Regions from separate parts of the Homo sapiens genome. Here region 2 is linked to region 1. The links are chromatin loops, found by intact Hi-C in ENCODE. Cell type or tissue: B cell. All regions are shown on one strand. Links, peaks and the distances in the headings refer to the core of each region. The heading gives the core; the rest is flanking DNA. Region 1 overlaps NEK7 (NIMA related kinase 7). Region 2 overlaps NEK7 (NIMA related kinase 7).

Region 1 (9,262 bases), core at 414-8,413:
TATTTTTTGGAAACATTACTTATGTATTCTGGATTTTAGAAACTGTTACTTTCAAACTCTTTGTTCTTTGTTTTATTACGTGCTAACCATCTACTTATAATTTTTACATACTTTAATGGCTCAGTAAAATATAGTACAACTGATTACAGTTATTTGTTGTACTCTGAGAAGGCTTATTATGGGAAAAAAAACTGTGTTGGATATAATGGGAGATTCAGAGGAATCTACTACAGACTTTGTTGTTATGGACTTCATAATCCCGATTGATAGTAGTCATTAACAATATAAGAAAGGCCCTTAGTGCCACTAGAGTATACCATAGTATAGGCCTTCTACAGGAAGGGGATGTCTCCTTTGGTTTGAATGAGAACTCATGGAAGCATAGGGATTTGTGCTTGGCTTTGAGAGGAGGCCATTGTGGTAGGTGAAATTATAATAGGATTTCTGAAACTCAAAAATGGGCCAGTTTGGCAGAAATAAGTGGGGCATGAGGTTCTGATTCATTCTCTTTATAGCTGCCAAAATGGTGGTATTTGTGAAATGAAAAATCAACCCTATAACTCCCATCTGGAAAACCCGTCTTTAGAGGTTACATTGGTAGCCTGAAACTTCAGATTTTTCTTGATTTTTCATGTGGCGATGTCTCTGGAAGATGTTTCGGAATACTACTACTTCCACTAGGCCATGAGCTCTTTAATGGAACCATTCTGAGTACCTGCCTGGTTCAAAGGAGGAGTTTAGTAAATTTCCGTTGAATAGATAGGGGCCTGTAATTCCAGGCTAAGGAATTTATTGTAAAGATTGTGAAGAATCATCAGAAATGTTTTTTTAAAAAAGAATGATACAGTGAAAGATACAATGAAGGAGGTATTCTAGGATGATTTAATTGCAGCCAATTGAGTATTATGCATGCTGACCCTCTAAATATTATACTTTGAAATGTTTCTGACTTATAGTAAATAAACATTTTAGTTAATAATGTCCTAAACATGTGTGTTAGTCAGTTGATACAACAAATGTTCAAATTTCTGCTGCTTTTTTTTTGGACTCTAAATTAGCATTTAGAGGCAGCTTTTTACCAATGTTTTTTAAGTTTATCAAGATGAAACAGGGTTAAGCAGGCATTATATTTTCATTCATTCAGCAAATATTTGCATGCCTGCTATGTGCCTATGGTGTTCTGAGCACTGGAAACACAGTGGTGATAAATATAGCATGTGACTCGAGACGTTTTTAATGGTCTAATGTCATTCATAATTCTGAAGTGGTTCAAGAAACAGGTGAAGAAAATGTAAAAACAATTTTTTTTCTTTCCTTTATTCCGTTTTATCCTAACAAATATTGTAAGTGGATATCTTGGAATGTAGGTGCCTACCCTGGGCTTACTTGAACATTATGTATGTTGGTGGTATCTGGTCCATTTAATAGTTGGATGTTTACTTAACAACAGCTTTCTTTAAAATGATTTTATAATGAGATTTGTACATGCCAGATTTTAGAATTTTTGAAGAATGTTTTGTTATTACTGCTGTATAGTGTGAAAATAGTAATTTTTCACACCATATTAGCTACCCTCGTAGTATGCAAGGATTTGACTTTATTCACTGGGCAATTTTCACAAATGACAAACACATTATAAATAAATGTATGGAATGTTTCACCTATTCAGACACAAGAATCCTTTATAACAATTGGTTTATGACTCAGTGCGATTTTTCTTGAAGGGGTAGATTTACAGTTCTAAATATTATCTCTTCAGTTGATTAGCTTAACTTCCTGTCGATCTGTTTGACAGACAAATTTTACATGGCTATTGTTGGAAAATGTAGAATATATTTTTAATTTTAAATAGTCAAACTGCTTACATATTCATATAACTTTCATTTTTCTAGATCATTCAAAGATCTAGGGGATTTATGACTGATGTTTGATTTAATAATTCTTAAATGAAATTGATTTGTGTTTAAGGCATGTTTACCAACATCAAAACACACATGCACACAATGCAACAACCATGGCAACAACAGTAACAGCAAGATTACCCTTACTTCCATTAATGAAATCACAATATATATATTTTTAAGATGGGATCTTGCTGTGTTGCCCAGGCTGGAGTGCAGTGGTGCCATCATGACTCACTGCGGCTTCGAACTCCAGGGCTGAAGTGGTCCTCTTGCTTCGGCCTCCCAAGTAGCTGGGACCAAAGTTGCACACCACTATGCCTGGCTAATTGAAATTTATTTATTTATTTATTTATTTATTTAGCTAGTTAGTTAGTTAGTTAGTAGAGACAAGGTCTCGCTATGTTGCCCAGGCTGCTGTTGCACTTCTGGCTTCAAGTCATTTTCTTCCCTTGGGATCCCCAACAAAATATTTTTAACCAAAATAGAAAGATAGTGGTGATTTTGGGAGTCTTGTGGCAAGACAGTTTTGAAAGGTACTAGGAAAACTTACAGTAAAAACAGTGTCTTACTGTTGTTTTTAGTATACAAGCAAGCATCGAATATAGACACTGGACACATTATTATAGATATCTGCTTTTCCTTTCTGAGGCACTTCTTTTACATAGTAGTACATGCTGTCTATTTTTTTTTTTTTTTTTTTTTTTGGTCAGAAGAGAGGCTTTTTGCTTAGTGATTCTGTGTTTGAACTTTGTTCTTCATAAATAGTGTCCATCAGTTGAGATAAGCCAGATTTTCTGGCAGATATTTGCGTTTTTAAAGAAGTGTTTTCAATGATTGGCGTCTTCTTTTGTGTGTTGTCCAAATTTGTGAAATTGCGTAAGAAATATATATATATTTTTAACTTTATATTCCTCTAGCAGGGAGCAAGTGAATTATCTCATGTCTAAAAATGCCTCAGTAGAGCTTTATTGGTAGATCTATGAAAGTCTTACTCTGACTTGTAGAACTAGATATCTAATTTAAGTTACAGTGTTCTAATATTTTAAAAATTAGAAATTTGTAAGAAACACCTTATTTTGACATATTGAAAGTTGCCAGCCACCTCTGACCATCCATGAAATGTAAGCTTTATAATGAGTGTGAGGACCAAACAGTACCTCCCATCTATAGGTAGTGCTGCCTGGAATGTCCTCTCTGCCCCATTTTCTCTTCTCTTGATTTTATTAAAATTGGGGCAAGGAGTGCTGAGTACCAGGATGGCAAGGAGTACTGAGAACTATGATTTTATTAAAATTGACAGAAGAGGAAATGGGGCAGAGAAGGCATTATTTGTTCAGTTTGATTGGTGATTGGTTGCTGGTTGTCTTCCAGATTAGTTGTCATTTTTATTTCAGTTTCATCAGGCTGTACCAGTAGGCACGTTCTGAAATATTAAAAGTGAAAATGAAAATCTATAAATCATCTTTTTTTGCTAAAACTCATACACATAGTCTTGGATCTAGAAGATAATCTTATCTCGAAGGAGCTATGCTGCAGCCCTTGACTAGCTGGAAGATTTATGTTAGCAGATCACCTTTCTAATGGTCATGTTACTTAACTTATGGCAAATATGTTTAGAACAGTAAAATGATCAACAGAAATTATTTTTACTTGTGAAAGGATGTATTTGAAATTATTTCTTTAGCTACTGAAATATTTCTGCTTACTTATTTTCTGTTTAGCAATGAATTCAAGTGATGTTAAGGCATATCGGTTGTATGTGATGTATGGCAAACTATAATATTGAAACCATTAAATATTTAGATTTATTAAACTTCCCTTTACCTTTAGAATTTCCTTTAAAAGTTTCAAAGGCCAGGATATTGTGTAAAGAGCAAAAGAGCAAGTTTTTGTTTTGTTTTGTTTTGTTTTGTATTGTTATTTGCCAGTTATCATACAGGCTGGCAAGGAATGCTGAGACCTGCTTTGCAGTTCTTTGACCTACTGGATTGCCTACATAACTAGCTACAGAAGTAGCTCAAAGATACAGGATGGCTGGTGCATTTGTTGTTTGGCATACTTGGTAAGGATGTACAAGGATGTGTGGGCCCCATGACAGACAGTCTTTCCTGACAGTCCAACCTTTGCCCATACACATTCTTGGTTGAACTCAAATTTTCATATGAGTATACCACCCCATCAGCAATTCAGATTAGATATGCTGTCAGGTGCTGAGGAAAAATTCATCCAGTTTATCTCATACAACACTTGATGAGGACAATTATCAACAGAATGAGGCCAACCTGCAGTATTCACCTCAACCATGTACCCTAGGATTCTGGACTCAACAAATTAAGTAAAGTCCCAGACAGTACTAGTAGATATTATTTCAGATAATCATTTAGCTCCCTTCCTTATGGGAAGTATGGATTGTTCCATCTGAGCAGTGGTATTAATTCATACATATCTTGGTCAGCCAGCATGTAGTTTAGGCCAGTATGTTATGCATTATGACTTGTACAAAGGAATTTTAAGCTGACCTGCTGATATTCCAGAGTTTGCACAGCCCCATTGCCTGTGGTAACTAAAGTTAAGGATAGATTTCTGACCATTTGCTCTGTGGCATGAATTCCACTGTCAGGGAAAAGTACTTGCACTGCTATGTGGAATGAGAAGCCTGCATGTCCTCTGGGTAGTTTAGCCTAGATGAGGCACATGTTGTCTTCAATATCTAAACAGTCCAATTATGTGCCAGGCTTCCCTTTTGGTAGGTGGGGACTGCAGGGTAAGTAATTTTTCCTTTATTGTCTCAGGGCAGTCAGCATTGCTCCTGAGAATTTGACTCCGATGGCTAGTCCCTATATCTCATCAGGATTAATGAACCACCCCTGGGCCCTCATGTGAGTCAGCATCTCTTCCAAAGCCATTGCCAAGGGAGAAAGGCTTGTTCCACATCTCAGCATTGATGCAAACAGCAGGAGAATTCAGATACTCCCGTGGCTGCTCAGTAAATCTGTTTTGGAACCTGGAGATAAACTGATCTTAATTTTCTGGTACCCAAGGGATTGAGAAAGAGACAGTAGCAATATCCAAGATGGCATACCAGGTGTCATTAGTTTGTGCAGTTGATTCAGTCATGGTCACAATGTCTGGAACACCCAGAGCAACAGGGACAACAACTGAATTCAGTTGGTGAGAATCCACTGTAGGCTGCCAGCTCTCGTTAGTGTCAGTATCTAAAAGAACCATACAAGTTTGGATTGCCCACCTTGACCTTTCTTCCTGAAGTCTTTCCCGTGGGTAGAAAGACTTTGGCTGCATCTCTGGTCCCTTTATCTTTAAAGGATAGCAAATTAGGGTACAAAGGTACAAGGTTATGTAATGGAGGCAATGAAGGAGTAATTTATTCTAAGGTTGCCACTCAGCTTCTTAGTTCCGCTAGTAGAGGGGGATTGATTTCCATGGAGGAATCTGGCTCTATAGAGGCACTTCTGGTTTTAATCAGACTGCTTTGCTTTCAACCAGCTACCTGCTTCAGGGCTCCCATAGCACAATTTCTGGTGCCAATTTTTTGGGTGCTGATCCCATCTGTGTTTGCTTAGGGAATCCTTGTTTTAATAGTCATAGTGACATTGCCTTTTGGCTTTCCAAAAAGTCGTTGTCTATCTCAGCACACTGCTCGCTCTACCTTTTTTTGTTGTTGTTTTGTTTAGGTGAGAACCTGGATTTCATAGAGAATGCAAGGGGTAACACAGTTTTAGAGGAAATGACTAAGTAAGCTGATTAGCTTACCACAACTTCATAGGTGATAAAAGTAGATAAGACTTAGTGATGAAAGCAAGGCAGTTTTTTAAAGCACAGCAAACAGCAGGAGTATCAGCATAGTAGTACCAGTTTTCTTGCCTATAAGTTCAGTGGAGAGAAGTGATGGCCCTTCATGGTGGTTATGCTTGCATGAGTTGTGTGGCAGCTGAGGAGCCCAGAACTAAGGGCTCAGTACTTTTTGTAGCAGCTAGCAGGGAAGCCTGACACCATTGGCAGGGAGTAAGCAGTTGTACTGAAGTCCCTGTAGTTACTTTGACCCGTGCCACTAGCTACATAGAAAGGGCTCAGGGACAGAAGATACTTAGACCTTGTAGTTTTGTCTGCTTCTTGAGGCTGTGCTGCAAACACTTGGCTCTCCTGATATATTATTATCAATATGAAACACCTAAAATATTATAAGAATAGGTATTTTTCAAATAATGTGCATGAAATAGTATAGTAATACTATATCTGAGTTCTGCTTTCAGAGTTAATAAAACACTTGTATAATTTATGTCGCGAAGTCATCCTACTTGGTGAAGTAGGCCAGGAAAGTTGATCATCTCCATTTTGCAGAAAAGAAAACTGATGCTCACAGAGGGTAAGTGGCACGTGGCAGATTATATGTGAAAGTTGTGCAACCAGGCATTGAACCTCATCTGTTTTCTTTTACTATCCTAAATCAAGTGCGCTTGAATGAGTAGAAAGTGATGATTTGTAGGTTATGGATAATATTTACATATCTGAATATTTCAATAAAATTGTTACTCTCTTGAAACTTCAAAATCCTAAGTTAACAGTTTGCCTAGGAAATACATTGGTGTTAAAATTTAGTTCAGTTTATGTGTGGCATGTTACGTATTTTGAATATAAGTCTGAATTAAGATTTTACTGGTATTAGTGTCATATAGGAAAAGAAAGTGGAAAAGAATGCTATTTGAAAGGATTTTTTAAAAACGTTGTTATTTTTGTTTAATTTTCATGTCGTAAGTCCCTAGTTGTATGAACTGACATCTTACAATTAGATAAGTTATATTTAAAGCACAATTGAGAGAAAAAGTTCATATTTATTTGCATCTTTCGAGTTAAAAGAACTAAAGATTCGTTCTAACTCTGAGTGGTATGAACAGTAAGCAGTAGGATACTACTAAGTAGAAGATCATAGTAGTCAGGCTAGTGTTAGGTCAGACTTTCCATTATTAATCCTTCTTTTGGTATATATAACTTTTGGTTGAAAATTCTAAGGAACAATTTGTATACAAATTTTCGGCCTGGGTTGAACAAATATGTCATGACCCACTTACAGGCCTCATTAAACATTTGGATTAATGTTAAGGGCTTTTAAGATGAAGGCAAATTTTATGTTTTAGAATATGTTTTCAAAGTATTTGTTCTTTTGGGACAAACAGCTTAAAGTTATTTTATTCATTCCTTCTGGGGCTGCTTTATTTTTAGTATTAAACTCAGAATAGCTACCAAGCTCAAGTGATAAACTTTAAAAACCTATAAATTGTAATCATTATGAATCAAAACAGCATTTAATCGCAAGAAGCTGTTGGATGTGAATAAAGAATTTGTGTATTAATTGATTAAAAAGTTAAACTTATCTCCAGGTTTCAATGATATTTTTAAAAAGAGAGGAGGGTCATTATTTTGTGGCTACTTAATTATTTAATTTGTATTGCCATATAGGCAAATGTTAAGAATGCAACATCTTGAATAATTCTTTCCTATACTTTGAGTAATTTTATTTTGAAAAATGCTTGCATTTTATTTGAAACACATGAAACAGAAGTATTTTAATGAAAATATTACTGCCACATTAAGTTTTCTGTTCTTGAAGATGTATAAAAATTACCCCATTTTATCTCCCTAACACTATCAGAGTTGCCATCAAAATCCGCTATGAAAACTTATCATTTAGTATATATTAAAGCATTCATCTGGGAACATGTTGTCAGCTTTCAGTCAGTTGCAACAAACAACAGACTTTTAGAGACTCCTCTAAATTTCAGCGTGCCTCCGTCTTCTTAAATCTATACCCCTGATATTTTCTCACACAACAAGTAAACCAACCTAAACTGGCAGAGAGGTGGAATTTTTATGCCAGTATTTTTCTTTAATGCTTTTGGATGACTTAAGCTTTAATAAAATGCATATTTATTAAGAGTATACTGTTTTATGGACTTCTAGAATAAAAATACAGTTTTACTAAATAAAATTGAACAGAATTAATCAGATATTATAGAGAAGACATGCTTCTCTGTGTATTTAGAGGATACTCTCTAAAGTCCCTTGTAACTCTGAATTTTAAAATCTGTGACTCATTCTGGTCCTAGATCATTTTTTTGCATTCTTATAAATGCAAATGTATCTGTAATTAAGTAATTGTTAATGGAATTACAAATTGAGAAATTTAGTAACTTTTCCTAGGAATGGTTTGTTTCTTTTTTATTTCTACCGTTATTAGGAGAGTGGCCCTGAAAGAGAAGGATGATAATTTTTTTTGTTTTATTTCCAACATATGGAATTTGTTATAATCTTCTTAGAATCTTGGCTTTTCTAGACTAGTAGAAGGATTTTGCTATGCTTCCTATTAGATAAATAGTAAAGAGGTGGTCATGAGTTTTATATAGTACTTTGTTTAGTGCATTTGCTTTTATTTCATACTTTGATGTATTCATATCATTTATAGATTTTTTAGAGTGTTTTGAAACAAGTAGTAACATCAACACTTAAGTTTACAAAATATTTTTTTTCTAACTCAGTAGATCAAACAGGGAAACTAACACATCAAGGGGTCCTAGGCCTTTAATCCCGCTGGGTCCTGGCAGAAGTGAAATGCTCTTTTCACTATGTGGCTATTACAAACTGTGCTGTCCTGAACATTTTTGTATGTCTTTGTGCATATGTTAGAGTTTTTTTGGAGTATATACTAGGAGAAGAATTGGTGGGTTGTAGGGATGTTGTCCTTCAAATATTTCTGCCTGTAGTATATGTGAGTTCCAGCTGTTCCATATCCTTGTTTTATTTTGACAGAATTTAATTTTTTTAGCCCATCTGATAAGTATGAAGTGGTATCCTGTTGTTTAATTTGCATCTCCCTGATTTGTGATGAGATTGAGAATATTTTCATATGCTCTTCTACAAATTACTTGTTAATGTCTTTTGCCAGTTAAAAAAAATTAGGTTGACTTTCGCGTATTGATTTTTTTCATAAATCCTAGATATGAATTCTAAGTTGTATGCATTGTACATATTCTTTTTATTGATCTGTGACTTTTCTTTGTACTTTTTAAATTACCTCTCTTGATGAACAGATATTTCTAATTTTAATGTAATTAAATTTGTTAGTCGTTTTTTTATAGTTTGTAATACTTGTCCTGAAGTGTATTTTTCTTTACCTAGATGTTGTGAAGAAATACTTGTCTATTTTCTTCAAAAAGTTGTAAAGTTCTGCTTTTCATATTTAGTTCTTTAATCTGCTCTGTATAGTACAAGGTGGTAATCCTTTGTTTCTGTGTGTGTACGTGTGTATGTATTTATTGATTCAAAATAATTGATAACCAGCTATC
Region 2 (9,262 bases), core at 837-8,836, 51 kb after region 1:
TATTTCTGAAAACATGCCTTTGGGCTACTGATAAGTGTTCTTTCACAAGAGTTCTATAGTCAAATAGGTTTGAGAGACTTGGGGAAAACAGTGACTTTGTGGCAGTACTTCCTCAGAGCCTTTCCTACACTAGTGTGCATTGTGAATGAATTTCAAAGAGTGGTATAGGCTGTAGTGTTTTCCAAACTTATTTGTCTATGGGATCCTTTTTTTTTTTTTTTTTTTTAGTGCATCTATTGACTTCTCATGGAAGCACTGTTTAGAGAATAACCGTCTACAAAAAACGATCTTTTCTGCTTGTATGACTTTGCTGATTTTGATTTTGTACCCTCCATCTTCCCCTCCAATTTTCTAAATCCTGCCCATCCTTTAAGGACCAACAACAAAGCCGTCTCTACCATAAAGCTTTGTCTGATCCTCTGAAAGCAGTCTTTCCTTGGAAATGTGGCGGTATCTTCTTTGCATCTCTCTTCTGGTATTCTGATACTTTGGTGTCATTTTTATCTCTCTTATTAGGTTAAAATCTCCTTGAGGGAAAGGACTGTGTCTTATTTACCTTGGATGCCCTCTGGTACTTCAATTTCTCACCTGTAGCAGGGGCTCAATAAGAATATGTAATTGAAACCAACCAGGGACTCAATGAAATGAGTCCTTTACTTAATTGCACTATTACATTGCTTTTCTTTGTTATACCTGTCTGAATTGTCTATATTGAGTAAAAAGACCCTTTAGCTTAAAGTAAGGCCAATATTTTGATTTCAAGAAGAATTTTTTTTTTTAAGTCCCCATATATATTTATGTTATGATCATAAATTATCAAGATTATAATAAACAAACATATCTATTAAACATAGACCTCTTAGGACTCATTTTACACACATACACAAACATTATTGTTTCATATTATTTCCAGCAAAGGCAATAAAAGAACACTTTTAAAAATTAGGTAGTTCATGTTATGATTTTGAGATTCACAGTTTTAAACAACCTTGTGTTTCAAAGAGGAAAAAAAGTAAGCACTTTCATTTTTGCCTCCTACTGACTCACCAACCAGGAAAGGTCGGAGTGGCAGTAGGAAGGAAAAATAAAAGTGATTGTTTTCCTGTGAGACACTGGGCTGCCCCACAGTATAAATTTCAAAATTATAGCAGCGATTCTGCATTTCTTTTTACACTGTTCCTTTCGTTTATGCCTCCTGCTGCTGCTCCTGTGTGGGTGGACTTCTTTCCCTGTTGGAAACAGGCAAGTGTCGTCCCAGGTTCTAGCTGCCTTGTGGCAGGTGGGGGAAGGGAGAAGGATTTTTTTCCCCTCCTCTCTGCATTCACACTGATGGTGTGAGACAGTGTAAGAAAGATTACCTGACAAGAGCTTATAGGCATTATTGCTTATTAAGTCTTTGAAAAACGTTACTGCTCTCAGTAGCATTATTTTAGAAGACTGGGAAAGGACAGCCTCTGCTCAGCTTTGACAACCTTTTTTTTGTTTTGTTCCACACCACTGGCCTGAATAATGGGGATGATATGGCAACATCTGGTTAGCCCAGTGACTTCTTTCACTTTTGTAATAGAAGTCTGGGCATAAACAGAAAACTAAGGATGTCAAGTTTCTGAGTGTCAAATACCAATTCCCTGTTATAATGATAAGTGATGTATATTGTTGGCATATCCATTCTTTTTCTTGTTTCAAAATGAATACTCTCACCCCATAATGTATAATATGTGGTCTCATTTTTGGTACAGTGTAAGTTCCTTTTGTTTTGTTTTAGAATGTGAGATTTATGTTTCTTTATTAATGTATTTTGAAATTTTTTCTATCAGCTCCACTCCTTCCCACCCTCCCTTCTTTTCCCCCTTTCTTCCTTTCTTGATTCTTTCCACTAACATCTAGAAGGTACTGAAAGGATATTTTGACTAGATTCTTGTTCTGTATATTTTCATTGCCTTTGGACTCTTGTTTTTGGAACAGTGGATTTAGCTTTTTAAAAATAAAAATAAAAATTCAAACTGTATAAAGATGGTGGTTGGGAAATAGTAAAATTTTTACTCTTTACTGTAAGACTAATTTTAAACAATGGAAGTTTACAATTAACATTTTGTGAGTATTTTGATTTATGGTTATTGGGTGAAGATGGCTATGGTAGAGTCACATTTTTTTCCAAAAAGTTAATTATAAACCAATTATAATCAGAGTACAATTTTAAGAATTTTTGCGAGTTATTAGAAGGAGGATTAATTTTCATTGTGATATGATCAGAGGCCTAGGTTATTTTTTTTTAATTTGAAGATAGTGTAATATTTTGGCTACTTATGAAAGAGAAAAGACATGTCACTCAGATCTGTGGGTAGAAAAAACAGATATTCCTTATTCTTACAGTGTGGAAAGTATGAAAATCTTATCTTGGAGTCTTGCAACTTAACCAGTAAGGTAGACTGACCATTCCTTTAAGCTTCATGGCAGTTCAGACTGTAATCCATTTACTATTTTGCATCTCTGTGGAGTGACTGTGGAGGGATGAAATAAAGTTTACCTTGAGTAGCATGTTCAGGGTAGTAATCAGGGTTCATTGTAGGCCAGCCAGAAAGTATCCCTCTCTATTGAGTGGGTATGAATTTTAGACTTGATAACTATATTACCTTCTTTTTTCTCTAGTTTATCTTCTGGAGTTACTTTCTTTGTGAAGTAAGTGTCATTTAACTTGTTTCTTTTGATAAACTGATTTTGCCAAGGTGTTTGTCATAGGCATTGAGTAGAGTGCTTCTATTTTTGGAAGTCTTTACAGAAATTTAGATGTTTCATTCTCCTAGTAACAGTTTCCTTCATTGAATAACTTTATTGATGGTACAGAAAGAGCAGTAGCTTTTTTGAGGAAAGAAGACTCTTGCTATAGGTTAAATTTATGGCCATGAAACTCAAAGCCTAATGCTGCTCAGCAATCATCCTTAGCGCATCCACTCCCTACTTTCCTGGCTCCAAACTCTCCCACTTTGTATATTTTCTGTCCTCAAACCCATAACATGTCCTTTCCTCATCCTAGCTCTAAGCTGATGCCCTTGCTCCTATTTTACTGAAGAAACTGAAGCAGTCAGAAGAGAACCTCCACAGACTCCTACCGTAGTTATCCTCCTCCCAGAATCTGTATTCACTTCATCTGCCTTTTCTGTTGTTACCAGATGAACTATCCACACTGCTCTCAAAGGCCAACCCTCCCATGTGCACCCCCTCTACTGGGTCCGTGCTACTATGCTATTACTTCTCCCATCTAAACAACAAAATGAAACAAAAGAAAACCCCTTAAACAGTCTAAGTTACTCTTCCTTCGAGTTGTTAACCTATTTCTCCGCTCCCTTTTATAGCAAAGTTCCCAGAAAGGTTTTTCTGTAATTCAGTCTCCCATTTCTCCTTTCTCTCTAAAATCTACTCTAATTAAGCTCTCTACCACACTGTGCCACCTAAGCTGCTCCTGTCAAGTTACAGTTACCTCTCCTGCTCCATCCAGTCCAGTTTTCAGGCCTCATTTTACTTAGCAGCTGCATTTGATAGAGTTGATTATGCTGTCTTCTTTGAAACCTATTCTTCACTTGGCTTCCAGGAATCTTATTGTTCTCTTGTCTTAATGGTCCCTCTATTGATTTCTTCTCACCTTCTGAGAAGGTGACACTTAACAGTGGAGTGCCCCAAGGCTCAGTTCCTTAGACCTCTTTTCTATCTATATCCCTTACTTAGTGTTCTCTTCCAGTCTCATGATTCTATGCTGGTGACTCTTTGTATCTCAACCTGGACCTCTGCCCCGAATTCCAAACTCATGTATCCATTTGCCTACTTGGCATCAAATTTTCATGTTTCAACCCTAATGCTGCCCAAACTGAATTCTAAATATTTCCCTCCAGACTGACAGCCCACCATCTTCTCCTTCTCAGTGGCAAGTCTATCCTTCCAGTTGCTGAGGTTAAAACTCTTAGAGCCATTCCTAACTTCCTCCTATTTCTCTGGTCTCATACTTAATGTTAGCAGATACCAGAGGCCGAATCTTTAAAATATATTTAGAATTTGAGCACTTCTTTTCTTCTCCACTGCTGCTACTCTGAAGTTACTTAATCTTTCACCTATTTTATTGCAGTATCTTCCTAATTGATCTCTTTGCTTTCATCCTCGCTCCTTTCCCCTTTAATCTATTCCCAATACAGCAATATTTCAGTCAGTCACGTCTGTTTAAAGCCTTTCAGTAGTTTCCCATTGGCTTGCTCATTCATATTCTTCAAGTATATATTTTAATATCACCTTCTCGATCACTCAATGAAAATGGAATCTTCCCACTCACACAGTATGTCAACCCTGCAATATTTTTCTCCATAGAATGTATCACCTTATCACTTATTTTGTTCATTGTTTTTCTTCTCTTAGGGTATAAGCTCTCTCCCTAGTCCCAGAGTGGTACACATAGTAGGCATTCAATAAATATTTGTTGAGTGAATACAAACTTGGTTTCAAATCAACCTGTCCACTTTCTTTATGAGCCCTGCTTTTAAAATGAACATGAAAATACATAAATATCTTCAGAATTTGTCTTTCATTATGCATGTAACCACCTACATTCTCCCTTTCTTATTGAAGTTTTAATTTTTCCCCACCTCCTTGCTTCAGTTGGAACACACTTCTCCCCCCCAGGACACTGCTTCCCCTGTAACCCTCTCAAGTGGAGGCTACTTATTCTCCCTTGCCCACATACATAGGATCAGGAGGTCGGAACCACAAACTTCTCCATCCACAATGCCTCTTCTAGAACACTACTTCTCCTTTTTCAGAGGGGCAAGGGGCGGGGTGGGGTGAGGAACCACAGCTTTGAGGCTTATTCCATTCAACTAAAGGACTTATACCTTCCTTATTGCAGTCATCTTCTGACCTCCTCATTACCTCTCACATGAATTGAAAATTTAACCCCTGACCCACTCTCTTGCCACCTTCATTCTGGACAGTAGTACTGCTGCTACCATCAGTGTTTACTGATTATTGTGCTCTTAAAATGTACCTACCCCATTACCCCATGCTTACCATTTCAGATAACATTGCCTCATTTAATCCTAACATAAACCATATAAGGCATTCTTTTTTACACATTACAAATGAGGAGACTGAGGCTCCGACTAATTAACTAACTTGTCCATCGTCACATAGCTAGTAAGTAGTGAAGCTGGGATTTGACCCAGGTCTGTTTGACTCCAAGCCAATTAGTTTTTAGCTTTCACAGAGAAATCTCAAACATTCCTTGAACAGTCTTATCTCCTCAATTACTGACTCTTGATATTCTTATAGGTACCTCATACTTACAGTTTTCAAGATGAAATTTATCGTATTCTGTTCAAGGTTACACTTTTGCTTGTGATTAGTACTTATCTAGAGTTGCCCAACCTAGAAACAAGGGAGTCTTATACTCATGTTTAGGCATTTTCAGTGTTCTCTTGATTTTGCCGCTTAAGTAGCTGTTGAATCTGCGAATTCCCTATGTCCTGGCTATAACTCCTCTAGTTTAGAATATTGTCATTTGATGCCTGGATTATTGCAGCAGGTTTGTAACTGGTCTTCTTTCCTCTCATTTTACCATTTCTAGTTCATTCTCTACATTGCAGCAAGAGTTGTCTTTCTAAAGTATACATTTTATTATATTCCTCGCCTTATTTCTTCTGAATTCTTATTACTTTTAAGATGAATTTTACATTGCTTTATATAACTTCAGAGATCTTTATCATCTGGTCTCCTTTGATTCCTCTAGCTGCATTTTGTGCCATTTCGAATTTTGGACTCAGATTCAGCCATTTGTTGATTATAACCATGCTTTTTTCATCTCCAAGGTGGTAATGTGATGGATTTAGGTGATATTCAAGGAGATTCAGTCAATAATGAGACATAATGAACATACAGAATCATTACAATATATATTGCCTATAAAAGTGGTTTTATGACAGAGATCCTAAGAAAAATATTTTAGTAACAGAAATATATACTTTGGAAGACAATAATGAGATTACTTTGAGAAACATTATATGGGTGACTATATTAGCATGCTTCTAATAATATGCTTTGTGAGTATTGTTTACTTTTGTATATCATATTTTATATCAGTGAATACTAGATAAAGGGTAATCAGCAAATGTTTTTTGAATGGATAATCTCTAACTGAAAGTTAATTTCTACTTTTTCCACTAAATATTGATTAGTTAACTGTACAGTCCCGAGTCACCTAACATCAGGGATTCATTCTGAGAACTGCATTGTCAGGCAAGTTCTTTGTTTTGCAAACACCATAGAGTGCACTTCCACAAACCCCGACAGGATAGCCTACTACACACCTAGGCTATATTGTACAGTCTGTTGCTCCTAGTCTACAAAGCTGCACAGTGTGTTACTATACTGTAGGCAGTTGTAACACAATGATAAGTATTTATGTACCTAATCATATCTAAACCTAGAAAAAGTACAGTAAAAATATGGTTTTGTAATCTTATGGCCAGACATTCCTATACTGCCTGGTGTTGGCTGAAATGTCATTAGATGGCGCATGACTGTATTATTCTTATAGTATGTAGATTTCAGTTATTCTAGAGTTATTTTAGAAAATGACTGTGTGACAATATTGAATACTAAGAAAACTGTCAAATTGGGGAATGACTTCAAAATATTTAAAGTGCGTTTGAGTTGTCTTTAAATTTAGATTCATCACACTTACATACTTACGAGTGAGAGTACCTCATATTTTAAGGGAAATGCTTGAGAAATTTACATGATTTTTGAAAAGAATGAGAACACAGTAAGAATTCTCTTGCCTGCTGCTTTCTTGGAAATTTCTATTTGAACAGTCTGTTCAGAGCGATGGGGCAAAGATGAGGATGAGGCTGATTAATCAAAATAGTCTTCCGTCTTCCAACTTTATTTGAAACAGTTTAAGACAGAGTGAGACTCCGTCTCAAAAAAAAAAAAAAAGAAATATGCTTTAATAACCACAATGATGAGATCATTGTTTTTTTGAAGGTGAATTTGATATTTGGAAATATCTTAAAATTCTTTAGACCCAAGTGTTTACTTGGTTTTGAATAAAGTACATAGTCTTGGTATTCTTTTTTTTGACCAAAATGAGATATATTCTTAAACCAATAATTTTTTTGTTGTTGTTCTTGAGACGGAGTCCTGCTCTGTCACCTAGGCTGGAGTGCAAGTGCAGTGGCACGATCTCGGCTCACTGCAACCTTTGCCACCTGGGTTTAAGCGATTCTCCTGCCTCAGCCTCCTGAGTAGCTGGGATTACAGGTGTGTGCCGCACACCTGGCTAATTTTTGTATTTTTAGTACAGATGGGGTTTCAGCATCTTGACCAGGCTGGTCTTGAACTCCTAACCTTGTGATCCACCCGCCTTGGCCTCCCAAAGCACTGGGATTACAGGCGTGAGCCACCACTCCCGGCCAAGACCAATAATTTTTATACAATTCACATGCTATCTCTGATTACCATTCTAAAGAAGAAGTTTCAGACATGTTTTCAGTAGTGGAAGCCTTCCTGGTGTAAAACCATAGCCTCCCATGGTAGCTGTTTTGAAGAGCAATGTTGAATGTATACATTCTAATCTGTTTGTTAGAGGTCAGTGGTATTTACATTTAGGATACCTGTATATTTTGTCTTCCTTTATATTGTTACTATGTGAATATTACGATCTTGTCATATGATTCTTATGTTTCACATAGCTTTCTCACTAAATATTCATAAAACAAACACAAATTTCAAAATTTGATGTTTTTCTTGTCACATTCATATAGAATACATTTAATCATGTCTTCTTTTCCTTTAGTAAATTTCATTCAGTGTTGGGGCACAAGTAAATAGAGGAGGAGGAGTTTCTAGTACAGTTATGATAGGTGTCCCTTAGGGGGTCAGGGGAGTACCTGGAATTAATTTAATTTTAGAACCAATAAATGGAATGATAAATCAGATTACCTGGAGTGAGTGAGCAAAAATTAGAAAAGAATGCTGAGGATGATACCCTGTGGTGTACCAGCATTTATGGAGAGGAATATATAGCGGACCTGGAAGGAAACAGAAGGACATAGCTTAGCATGGTGGGTTAGAGCATGAGCTCTGAAGTCATATTGGCTGGGATCAGTTCTTAGTCCCTCACTTCCTAGCTGTGTGATGGTGAGGGGAAGTTGTTTAGCATCTGTAAACCTCAGTTTTCTTATTAGTAAATGAGATGAATCAAGTTTTTACCTCATCAAGTTGATATGGAGCTTTCAGTATGATGCTTGACACATAGTTAGCATTCATTAAATGTTAGCAAAAATGATGATGATGACTGCAATGACAACAAGCTGCCAATAATTGTCTTGGCCCACATTTCTCTACCCATTGTTTTCTTCCATATCGTATCTTTTATTACATCTTTATTACCTATTTTCTGCCTAGATGGCTTCTCCTTTAGCCTTGTTTTTACCAGTAAATGGCAGCACTATTCATCTGTGTGCTTCAGCCAAAAATCTCAATCATCCTTGATTTCTCTCTCTCCCTCACTCCTCATATTCAATTAATTGGCAAGTTTTTGACTCCATCTCAAATTATATTCTTATTACATCTACTGTCCTCATCTCTCTAACTCCTCAGGCCACACCTACTACCTCCTGTCCAGTCTCCCTGCTTCCATTCTTGCTCTACTCATCCTCCTTCCCAGTTCTCCATGCAGCATCATGAGTTATTTTTGTAAAATGTGTATCAGAACACAGTATGGTGCTACCTTGCTGAAAACCCAGACCCCCTTACTCCTTACTCTTGCTGTCAAAGTGTAATATGATTTTCTCAGTGCTTACCTCTTTTTCTTTCTTTTTCTTTTTTTTTTTTTTGAGATAAGGTCTCACTCTGACACCCAGGCTGAAATGCCGTGGCGTGATCTCAGCTCACTTTTTTTTTTTTTTTTTGAGACAGAGTTTCGCTCTGTTGCCCAGGCTGGAGTGCAGTGGCTCACTGCAAGCTCCACCTCCCGGGTTCAGGCCATTCTCCTGCCTCAGCCTCCCGAGTAGCTGTGACCACAGGCGTGCGCTACTACACCCTGCTAGTTTTTTTGTATTTTTAGTACGGACGGGGTTTCACTGTGTTAGCCAGGATGGTCTCGATCTCCTGACCTCGTGATCCACCCGCCTCGGCCCCACAAAGTGCTGGGATTACAGGCGTGAGCCACCGTGCCTGGCCAATCTCAGCTCACTTTTTGTATTTTATTTTTAGTTTTTAT

What was found. Hi-C counts contacts between places; a loop is a spot of excess contacts. Peaks named below come from ENCODE experiments on the same cell type or tissue, not always from the same donor. Only the 100,000 strongest peaks of a DNase experiment are listed, where the experiment ranks them.
Region 2: a loop joins it to region 1, with 2.9 times the contacts of the local background. A loop is called at or near these places in 6 of 110 quality-filtered maps.

Annotation. Positions count from the first base shown.
Region 1 is chr1:198,182,606-198,191,867 of GRCh38, forward strand. The region is part of intron 1 of NEK7 (NIMA related kinase 7); the gene reads left to right. Among named protein-coding and RNA genes, the nearest start is that of NEK7, 30 kb to the left of the region's middle. In B cell, for the core only: no CTCF peak of the experiment used is centred there; no DNase peak of the experiment used is centred there.
Region 2 is chr1:198,233,540-198,242,801 of GRCh38, forward strand. The region is part of intron 2 of NEK7 (NIMA related kinase 7); the gene reads left to right. Among named protein-coding and RNA genes, the nearest start is that of NEK7, 81 kb to the left of the region's middle. In B cell, for the core only: no CTCF peak of the experiment used is centred there; a DNase peak (open chromatin) is centred at 4,782; H3K27ac peaks cover 476 bases.